Linked DNA regions of Homo sapiens: region 2 is linked to region 1. Evidence: chromatin loops called from intact Hi-C (ENCODE). Cell type or tissue: mammary epithelial cell. All regions are shown on one strand. Each heading gives the region's core, and the rest is flanking DNA. Links, peaks and the distances in the headings are about the cores only. Region 1 has its middle 39 kb from the start of LINC00642. Region 2 has its middle 10 kb from the start of LINC02317.

Region 1 (5,373 bases), core at 99-5,098:
GACCCCCTGGGGTCTCCCTCCTGGGCTCAGCTGTGATCAGGTGGGCACGGAGCACCCGGAAACATCGCAGACAGGGGACTAGCCACATGGCAGACCAGTCCCAGAAAGCAGGCCAGCTGCTGGAGCCAGGGAGATGCAGAAGACAAAGGGACTCCAGGAAGCTGGACACTGCCTTCCTCTTCTCTCCCAGACACAGTGGTGGGTGGGTGCGAAGGAGTGAATGCTTGTGTCCCTCTACAATTCACATGCAGAAGCCCCAGGCACTAGTGTGATGGTATTTGGGGTGGGGCCTTTGGGGGTGATTAGGGCATGAGGGAGGAGCCCTCACAGTGGAATTAGTGCTGTTGTGAGAAGAGACAGGAGAGATGATCCCTCTACCACGCGAGGGTGCCTGCAACCAGGGAGAAGGCCCTCCGCAGCCCGACCATGCTGGTACTCTGATCTTGCAGACTTTAGAGCTGCAATAAATCCATACTTATTGTCGAAGCTGCCTTGTGCACAGTAATGAGTTACAGCGTCCTGAGCTGACTCAGACAGTCAATTTGTGGGGGTGCTGAGTTTGCTCCACTCTCAGCAGCCCCAGCTCTCAGACTAAGTGGAAGGGCACAAGCCAGCCATTTTTTTTTTTTTTTTTTTGAGACAGAATCTCACTCTGTCGCCCAGGCTGGAGTGCAGTGGCATGATCTCAGCTCACTGCAGCCTCTGCCTCCTGGGTTCAAGTGATTCTCCTGCCTCAGCCTCCTGAGTAGCTGGGACTACAGGCGCAGGCCACCACGCCCAGCTAATTTTTTTTTTTTTTTTTTGAGACGGAGTCTTGCTCTGTCGCCCAGGCTGGAGTGCAGTGGCGCAATCTCGGCTCACTGCAAGCTCCGCCTCCCAGGTTCACGCTATTCTCCTGCCTCAGCCTCTCGAGTAGCTGGGACTACAGGCACCCGCCACTGCGCCCAGCTAATTTTTTGTATTTTTTAGTAGAGACGAGGTTTCACTGTGGTCTCAATCTCCTGACCTCATGATCTGCCCGCCTCGGCCTCCCAAAGTGCTGGGATTACAGGCGTGAGCCACCGCGCCCAGTCAATTTTTGTATTTTTAGTAGAGACGAGGTTTCAGCATGTTGGCCAGGATGGTATTGATCTCCTGACCTCGTGATCCACCCACCTCAGCCTCCCAAAGTGCTGGGATTACAGGTGTGAGCCACTGCTCCCAGCCAAGCCAGCCTTTAGCAACCTCCCTGCCAGGGTCCTGGGGGCCCCTATTTGTTTCCCCTCCTCTTTTTCCTCCTCCTCAGCAGGCTGAACGTTGGTCCTGAAGTTTGCTTCCAGCAGAGGCCAACGGCCTCCCTTTAAGGCTGGTAGGTCCTTAACCAGCTCTCTCCTGCCTTCTGCCCACCCAACTCCTTCTGTGTTATTTTTCTTTTATGTATCCCATGTGCTATGGTCTGAATGTTTCATGTTGCCCGGAAGTTTATATGTTGTCGTCTAATCCCCATTGTGATGGTATTAGGAGGTGGGAGCCTTGGGGAGGTGATTAGGTCATCAGGCCAGACCCTCATGAATGGGATCAGTACTCTTATAAAAGAGGCACTGAAGAGCTCCCTTACCTCTTCCACCATGTGAAGACACAGCAAGAAGACAGTTATCTGTGAGCCAGGAAACAGGCCCTCACCAGACACCAGAGCTGCCAGCACCTTGATTTTGGACTTTCCAGCCTCCAGAATTTCTGTTGTTTATAAACCACTTAGTTTATGATAGTTTACTATAGTAGTCTGAATGAACTAAGATACCATGTTTTCAAAACTTCTCTTTCTCTGTTTCTTCTTGAGTGAGGGACTCACTCTGTTGCCCAGGCTGGAGTGCAGTGGCACGATCATGGCTCACTATAGCCTCGACCTCCTGGACTCAGGGAATCTTCCAGTCTCAGCCTCCCGAGTAGCTGGGATCACAGGCGCACACCACCACAACTGGCTACTTTTTCATATTTTTGTAGAGATGGGGTTTTGCCATGTTGCTCAGGCTGGTCTTGAACTCCTGGGTTCAAGTAATCCACCTGCCTCGGCCTCCCAAAGTGCTGGGATTCTAGGCATGAACCACCACCCTGGCTGTCTCTTAAGCAAACAGCTATATTGAGTAACGACACACACAATAGCCCATTTTTGATCATCAAAGCCCCACAGAATCCAGGCTTTGCCTACCCCAGAGACACGGGACTCTTCAGGATCTTATATGGTCATGTGATGGATATGTGGGACAGTTTCATAAGCTGAACACTGTCACTAGTGCAGGGCCTACTGTCTGCATCCCTCAGAACCCTGCAGGTGAAGGTTCCCAAGATGACATCAATGGAATTTCCTGCAGGACCCACAGGCCCATATTGGGATGGGATGTGGGTCGTCCCAGGAGCTCTGGCCATGGATCAGACTGAGGCCAGACTGGGCCATATCATGCCTACCACAAACTTCCCATGGGACTCAACTGCTCAGACATTTTGGGAGTGTGACATGTCCTTGTGGTTCTTGCCAAGAATCCAGTTATTGGAAAGAAGGGGCCTCCCACCTTGTTTCTGATGATAAAACTTGGACAATGAAACTACTCACTGGGTGCCAAGGGCTTTCTCTTGTGCCATCTCAGTGGCCCCAGAAGCTGTGGCCCCCAAAATACAGACTAAACCCATGGGTTCTAATTTTTCATGGAAATTGGTGTTGGGACATTTCCCTAGAGATGTCTTCATTACACAGGAGCATCAGTTTGATCTAGAGATGGGAAGTGATGGCACAGGCAGGGGATGGCTACAGTGTCCAGAGCCCAGTTCCATCTCTGTCACTCCTGAACTATGTAATCATAGAAGAATCACATCACTCCCTCAGCCTCAGTCTCCAAATCTGTAAAATGGAGCTCAGATTATCAGCCACTATAATTCCTCCACCAGGTCATATACTCCTTTGGGCAAGGACTGTGCTCTTGTTCTCTTCTGTGTTTCCGACACAAAGGCTACCAGAATAGCCCTGGCTTAATCAAAGGGTAGGCACAGATTGTGAGAGAATTCTTTCCCCTAGACCATCCACCACAGATTCATTTCATTCATGAATTCATTTTTCTGTTCAACCAAAATTTAATGTCATTATCTATATGCTGGGGACACAAGAGTGAGGGAAACGAACTGAGAGCTTACAATTGACTGATAGGACCCAAAAGGTGGTCACTGCACACTGGAATGTGGGACATATAGGATGCTGCCCGAACACGAAGGAGGACACCTACCTCAGTTCTGCAGAGTCCAAGAAGACTTTCCCGAGAAGCTGACAACTCAGCTATGACCTCAAAGATAAGATGGCTTAATGTAAGCCAGAAAAGCAGGTTTAGAATTCCAGGAAGTGGAGAAGTAAAAGTATGACATGGAAAGGGACGGGGGAGGGAGAGGAGCCTCTGGGACCACACAATCCCCCCTTCCCCCGCCAACTGCTTTGCTAAGAAACCACCTCACTCACCCTGAGCAGGGACTAGTGAGGTTCAGGACCATGGAGAGCACCACAGTGATCTTACAGGCACCATTTTGCTCTTGCTAATTACCTAAAGGGCCCCGCTCGGGTTAAAGCCTGAGGAGACGAAGGACAGGGTCTGGGGGTGCGGAAACCACCAGGCTGGGGGCCAAGGAGGGAGAGTCCGGGGGCCAGCTAAGTCTGGGGAATCAACTGTCAGCTCTCAAACTGCATGAAGGCTGTAGTCACAGACCCAAGGGGAGCCTGGTGAGTCACACTTAGGCCTGGGAGCCCAGGAACCCTGCTGGGCACAAGGAAAACAGTGGGATGATGGAGACAAGTGGTTCTCTAAGGTCTTTGTTACCCAGACTGGAGTGCAGTGGTGTGAACATGGCTCACTGCAGCTTCGACCTCCCGGGCTGCAGTGATCCTCCTGCCTTAGCCTCCCAAGTATCTGGGACTACAGGCATGCACCACCATGCCTGGCTAGTTTTTGTATTTTTTGTAGAGTCGGGATTTTACCATGTTGGTCAGACTGGTCTGGAACTCCAGGACTCAAGCGATCCGCCCACCTCAGCCTCCCAAAGTGCTGGGATTCAGCAGCCCAGGGAACAGGCCCAGGGGATGAGCTGCTGCAGTGGGATCTGTGGTAGGGCTCCTTGTCTCCCAACCCTCAGCAAGAAGAGTCCTGATCCAACCCTGACCAGAGTCCAGCTGAGGCCTCCACACAGACCCCACTCCGGCCAGATGAAAGCCCCTGTCAAAGAAGGGGCAGGTTGGGGGAAAAGCAGAAAGAATGTCCCCCAATCCAAACTCCTGGACCCCCTCCAGGAGAGAAGGGTTCCCCCTCTTCTCTTCCTGGAAGAGAAGTGTTTATCCCCAGGCCCAGTGCACCAAGACCACCAGCAGAACCCACAGCCCTTCCTGGCAGAGTTGGCAGCTCTGAGGCACCACTGCTCCTGTAGCCTGTGGCCCCTCTCTCCTCCCCTCCCCTCCCCTCTCCTCCCCTCCCCTTTCCTCCTGTCCCCTTCCCCCCTTCTTTCCCTTCTGCTCCCCTCCACACCCCACATGTTATGCTCCCAGCTCTGGGGAGCCAGGCCCTCCCGTCTTGCCTCCTGGTCTTCTCTATTCTGCTGGTTCCAAACCATCCCCTGGCTCAGCCTGCCATCCCCCACCCTGCTCCTGCTGCGCACCCTCTGCCTCCTCATCCTCCCCTCCCCTATCTAGGCTAGGTGGACTCAGGCACCCCAGGCCCTCCTTAGCAAAGCCATCTCTCCTAGGTGCAGTGGTCCCACCTCCCAACCCCATCACTGCCCCCTACCCCATATTAACTGTAATTTTGTAAGAAGAATGACTTGTTGGTTTAATAAATCTCTAGTTATTGTAATATTGTAATGATAATTTAAAAAAACACACAAATTGTTGGGATTACAGGTATGAGCCACCACGCCTCGCCTGGTCTTTTTTCCTTTTTTTTTTTTTTGAGACAGAGTCTCGCTCTGTCACCCAGGCTGGAGTGCAGTGGCATGATCTCGGCTCACTGCAAGCTCCACCTCGGGGGTTCATGCCATTCTCCTGCCTCAGCCTCCCCAGTAGCTAGGACTACAGGCACCCACCACCAAGTCCGGCTAAGTTTTTTGTATTTTTAGTAGAGATGGTGTTTCACCGTGTTAGCCAGGATGGTCTCGATCTCCTGACCTCGTGATCTGCCCGCCTCGGCCTCCTAAAGTGCTGGGATTACAGGTGTGAGCCACTGCACTTGGCATCTTTTTTTCTTTTAGAGATGGGGTCTCACACTGTCACCCAGGCTGGAGTGCAGTGATGTCTTCATAGATAACTGCAGCCTCCAGTTCCTAGGCTCAAGCAGTCCTTCTGCGTCAGCCTCCTGAGTAACTGGGACT
Region 2 (5,373 bases), core at 264-5,263, 50 kb before region 1:
TCAACCCCTAAGAACATGTCAGGCATCCTCGTCTCTCAGATCAACAGTTAGCAAATGAAGCTGATGGAAACATTGATTTTCTGAATTTCTTCTCCAAGCTTTGAATTTTCTCCTCACTCTTGCTCATGAAGCTGACACAAAACTAACATAAAATCATGGCATTTTATGGCAGCTGGATGCCCGCAGGGCCAACTTTTCCAGCTTCTGCTTGGACAATTGTTCTTTCATGTTACCTCTGCCTTTGCCTGGACCCTCAACTTCATGCCAGAGACCTCCCCAGTCTTGAACAACACCTTGAAAAGCGCTATTAATCAAACAGCTTCCAACAGGGGCATAAAGTGGTTTCCTCATATCCTCTTAAGTGGAGCCCCTGGCAAGTCATTTACATCCTAGCATGCAGAGAGGGTCAGGTTTTCAGAAGAAATTAGCAGCTGGGATGAGATTTGTGGGGAGGGAGAGATTCTTGTCTGAAGAGGGGAGATAGGAAGGGAGAGGAAATGAATATCTGAACAAATTAGACTGGTAGAGCCTGGGGTGTGGGAATGGCAGCCTAGAAATCACAACACGGGGGTCCAAGTGTTTAGGGAGGGGGCAGGGTGGGCAGAATAATGGCTTGGCCCAGCCCCTGGGATAGGGCAGGTCCTCTAGGGTGCTCCTGACATAGCCTCTTCCAGGAGGGCACAGAGCTTTCTCCAGGGACCCCCCAGCCTCAGATGGAGCAGCAGGCACTGGACTGGATGTTGGGGAGCCCTGGAGACATGTGTGGCGCTGCTGTAAATATGCTCATGTCTTAGGTCATTTGAGGCTTACAACCACCCAGCACATTTTATTGGCATCATTATTTTATCTTGAAAGAGAACAGTGCTGTTCCCTTTTGCCAGGTGGGAAAATAGAGGCACAACGATGCTTGAAGCTGCGCCGTGGCAGAGCCAGGATGTGAAACTCTGGCCACCTGGCTTAATTTTTTTAAAAAGGTTAAAAAATGAGGGGATGGGACTGAGCAATATCCACGGTCCTTTCCCATTCCACCATCCGAGTGGCTGATGGTCTTGTCTATTGGCTTTCTTGCAGTCTAGGGTCACATAGGGCAATGAAACAAACCTTACAAAAAAACAAGCTGCTTTGTAAAAGATGAGCCTGTCAGGCTAACCCGATTTCCTTCCTTGAGATCATGAGATTATGAGAGAACAGCCAGGTGGCCTGTGGAGTGCGGATGTAAGCAAAGGGTCCCAGGAATCTCCCCTGCGTTTTGTGCCTCTCTGAACCAAGCATACGCTGCCTCCTACCTCTAATGCTGGGGGAGCTCACCCTACCTCTCCAGGACACACCACCCACTGCCCAGCCCACTGCCTGGCCAGCACACACCATCAGAAACACCAGTGAGAGGACTGAAGACAGGCCTCTGCCATCCTCTCGCCATTGAGCAATACCAGGTCTGCATAAGGTGGGGTCCACCCACACAGAGTCAAGTAACCCAATGCTTTCATTGGCCTGATTTAACCCTGGAGACTGCTTAAGCAGAAAAGCAAAGACAAGTCATAGAGGGTGGCACGGAAGAGCCGCCCGGTCATGCTGGAAACAAACAAGGCCCTGGGGTGAGAGAGAGAAAAAGGTGGCGCCAGCTCTGGGGTTAAGCTCTGAGTGTCAGGATTGAAGTTATGGTAGTGCTTGGAGCCCTTGGGCTTCCCCGTTCCCTGGAGAGATGACACTGTCAGCTTGGGAGGAGCCTGCCCAAGTCCACGTAGCTCATGGGAGGGTGGAGCGACAGTTCAGGCAGAATCTCTGGAACCAAGTCTAGTGCTCATTCCGCCTGCCTACATGCCTTCTCATCTGGTACCAGTGCAGGAAGCCATACCCTCTGCGACACTGGTTCCAGCACCCAGGAGGCCCCATCTGCAATGCCAGAAACAGGAGACTCAGAAACAGGAAAGTGAGCTTGTCCCATTTTGCAAGGGAACCTTCTGTGATGGTGACTCAACAGCAGCTGCATCCCCTGAGTTCTCAGAACTCCTCCATCCAGAAACAGAGTGCCCAGGAGTAGGACCGGCTTGGCAGCTCTCTGTGCCTCTCCAGGGCAGGGGGACACGCCTGGTCATGGCCTCAGGTGCCTCGGCTAGCAGGCCCCACCTTGGCAGCCTGTGTTGTGTCTCCTGGGAGTGGATGTTTCCTAAGTGCTCCACTCACTCTCCCAGTTCCCCTGACACAGTGACACAAATGGAATGCTCATTACACATGCATGACAGTGCTCATGACACAGGTGAGTTCATTTACATTTCACAATAACTCACTGAGGCTGATGGGGTATTGCACAATAGCATTTTACCAGTGAGGACTCTAAGGCATAGCAAGGCTAAGTGCCCTGCCTGTATTAGTTAAGCACAACTAGTAAGCGGCGAAGCCAGGATTGCAAACCCAGACAGCCTGGTTCTCAAGTCCATGACCCCAACAACTGCACTGTAAAGGAAATGAAGGAAATGAGCTTTCCCAGAGCGAGGTTCCCTCCTCCTTTCTCCTTTCTGTGGTAATTTCACTCACTCAGGACTGCTTGCTTGCTTTCCTTTCTTTCTTTCTTTCTCTTTCTTTCTTTCTTTCTTTCTTTCTTTCTTTCTTTCTTTCTTTCTTTCTTTCTTTCTTCCTTCCTTCCTTCCTTCCTTCCTTCCTTCCTTGGTTTTTTGTTTGTTTGTTTTGTTTTGAGCCAGGGTCTCTCTCTGTCACCTAGGCTGGAGTACAATAGGTCAAACACAGTCCATGGCAGCCTTGACCTCCTGGGCTCAAACAATCCTCTCACCTCAGTCTCCTGGGTAGCAGAGACCCACAGGTGTAAGTCACCACAATGGGCTTATCATTATTTTCTATTTTTTGTAGAGATGTGGTCTCCCTATGTTGCCCGGGCTGGTCTCGAACACTTGGGCTCAGATGATTCTCCCACCTCAGCCTCCCAAGGTGCTGGGATTACAGGGATGAGCCACCATGTTGGTCACCATTTCTTTTTAAGAAACCACCCCTCTTCCATCCCATGAGATCAGTGGGCGGGCACAGTGCTCAGGCTGGACCAATCAGACTCTCTGGGTGCCTGTCACTTAGGCTGAATGACAAAGAAGCCTGAAGTCCCCCTCCCAGTGGTGCCCTCCAAATCCGCACTTCTGACAAAGTTTTCTGAAACTGCCTTTGTTTCTTCAGCTTTTCTTTAACTTCTATAACCTATCCAGTTTGTTCCTAATAAATGGCACTTTTTTCCTCTGCTTGTGAGCCAAAATTAGGTTCTACAATTCAAGAACCCTATGGATACGACCATCACAGAAGTGATTTGCCTTTCATTTTGTATACTTGATTTATTTTTTAATTTTTAATTTTTGTGGGTACATAGTAGGTATATATATTTATGGATACATGAGATGTTTTGATACAGGCATGCAGGGCGTAACAATCACAGCATGGAAAATAGACTATCCATTCCCTCAAGTATTTATTATCCTTTGTGTTACAAACATCCAATTATACTCTTCTAGTTTTTGTTTTTGTTTTTTTTTAAGACAGAGTCTCACTGTGTCACCCAGGCTGGAGTGCAGTGGTGCGATCTCAGCCACCACAACCTCTGCCTCCCGGGTTCATGTGATTCTCGTGCCTCAGCCTCCTGAGTAGCTGGGATTACAGGCATGCACCACTATGCCTGGATAATTTTTGTTTTTTTAGTAGAGATGAGGTTGTACCATGTTGCCAGGCTGGTCTCGAACTCCTGACCTCAAGGGATACACCTGTCTCGGTCTCCCAAAGTGCTGGGATTACAGGCGTGAGCCACCATGCCCGGCCTCTTCTAGGTATTTTTAAATGTATAATTAAATTATTTTGACTATAATTACCTTGTTGTGTGGTCAAATACTAGGTCTTATTTATTCTATTTTTTTTGTACCCAACATTTCATATGCTCTAGTGGGCACCAAACATGTGTCCAAACAGGTCTAGATTCAAATGTAGATTCTGCCACTCATTAGCTGTTGTGATCTTGACGAAGCAACCTCACCTCTTCCAGCTTCAGATTCTTCATCTGAAAAATGAAGATACAACCTGGTTGTACCATTATAAGGAATATTCCAGGAAGAGAAAGAGCAGGTGCAGAGAAATAGAAGTACGAGAGTGTTTGCCTCAGGCCACAGTGGCAGGTTTCATGAATGGCTCCCACTCTTCAGCCCTCCCTCTGTGCACACCCTTTGCCATGTAACTTTGCAGTGCCCTCCTTATTGTAGGTGGGAGGTACTTCCCTACCTCTTGATTTTGAGATTTAACCTTAGCCACGTGTTTTGGTCAACGGGGTGATAGCAGATATGGCTCAAGCAGAGACTTGCAAAGGGCTTGCAGGACTGAGTTTCCTCTCTTGTGCCACTATCATTGCCTTCAGGTGGACATAGCCAGGATAGCCCACTGGTCCCAGCAGGAGGCGGGAGACGCATGGAACAGGGGCATCCCCAACTGACCCAGCCTAAGGCAGCTGATCACCTAGATCAAAGCTCATTAGAGATGAGGAGAACCAGTCAAGCTCAGCCTGAATCAGCCAACACCCAGCTGACTGACAGACATGTGAGGAATGAGGAATGATTGCTATTTTGAGCCACAGAGATTTGGGATAGTTCATTATGGAACAACTGCTAACAGGTACATAAATTGGTACCCAGAAGTGTGGTGCTGCCATAACAAAACTTAAAATATGCAGCACTGGTTTTTTAGGACTGGGTGGTAGGAATGAGTAAACTATTAGGGGAGGCAGGAAAAATAGCAAAGAAACTGCAATTGGAGGTGGAAGAAGAGGCAACCCCATTGTGTAATAGGGAATTATTAGCTAAAATTGTTGTCTTTAGTAACTTATTGGGAAATAAGTGTATCTAATGAACTCTTGGTCTTGGGCAAAGAGATTTCTAGGCAGAATACTGAAAGCATCCTTTGGCTTTTATGGTTGTGTTTGATAAGGTACTGCAAAAAAAAAGAGATGACTTCAGAAAATAACTGCCTAGTTTGAAAGCAGTATTAGAAAGAATATAGAAAAGGCCCAGTGTGGTGGCTCACACCTGTAATTCCAGAACTTTGAGAGGCAGAGGTGGGCAGATCACCTGAGGTCAGGAGATCAAGTCTAACCAACATGGCAAAACCTCATCTCTACTAAAAATACAAAAATTAGCTGGGCATGGCGGCGCTTGCCTGTAATCCCAGCTACTCGGGAGGCTGAGGCACGAGAATCGCTCGAACCCAGGAGGCAGAGGTGGCAGTGAGCTGAGATTGCACCACTGCACTCCAGCCTGGGCAACAGAGTGAGGCTCTGTCTCAGAAAAAAGGAATATAGAGAAGTTTGAATGTGTTCTGTTGATATGAGTTTTAGCACAT

The links. A loop is a pair of places that touch in the nucleus more often than their neighbours do. Peaks named below come from ENCODE experiments on the same cell type or tissue, not always from the same donor. Only the 100,000 strongest peaks of a DNase experiment are listed, where the experiment ranks them.
Region 2: a loop joins it to region 1, with 4 times the contacts of the local background. A loop is called at or near these places in 4 of 110 quality-filtered maps.

Annotation. Positions count from the first base shown.
Region 1 is chr14:90,491,947-90,497,319 of GRCh38, forward strand. No RefSeq gene overlaps it. Among named protein-coding and RNA genes, the nearest start is that of LINC00642, 39 kb to the left of the region's middle. RefSeq lists an enhancer at 3,827-4,326. In mammary epithelial cell, for the core only: no CTCF peak of the experiment used is centred there; no DNase peak of the experiment used is centred there.
Region 2 is chr14:90,442,165-90,447,537 of GRCh38, forward strand. No RefSeq gene overlaps it. Among named protein-coding and RNA genes, the nearest start is that of LINC02317, 10 kb to the right of the region's middle. In mammary epithelial cell, for the core only: no CTCF peak of the experiment used is centred there; DNase peaks (open chromatin) are centred at 1,587 and 2,177; H3K27ac peaks cover 2,010 bases.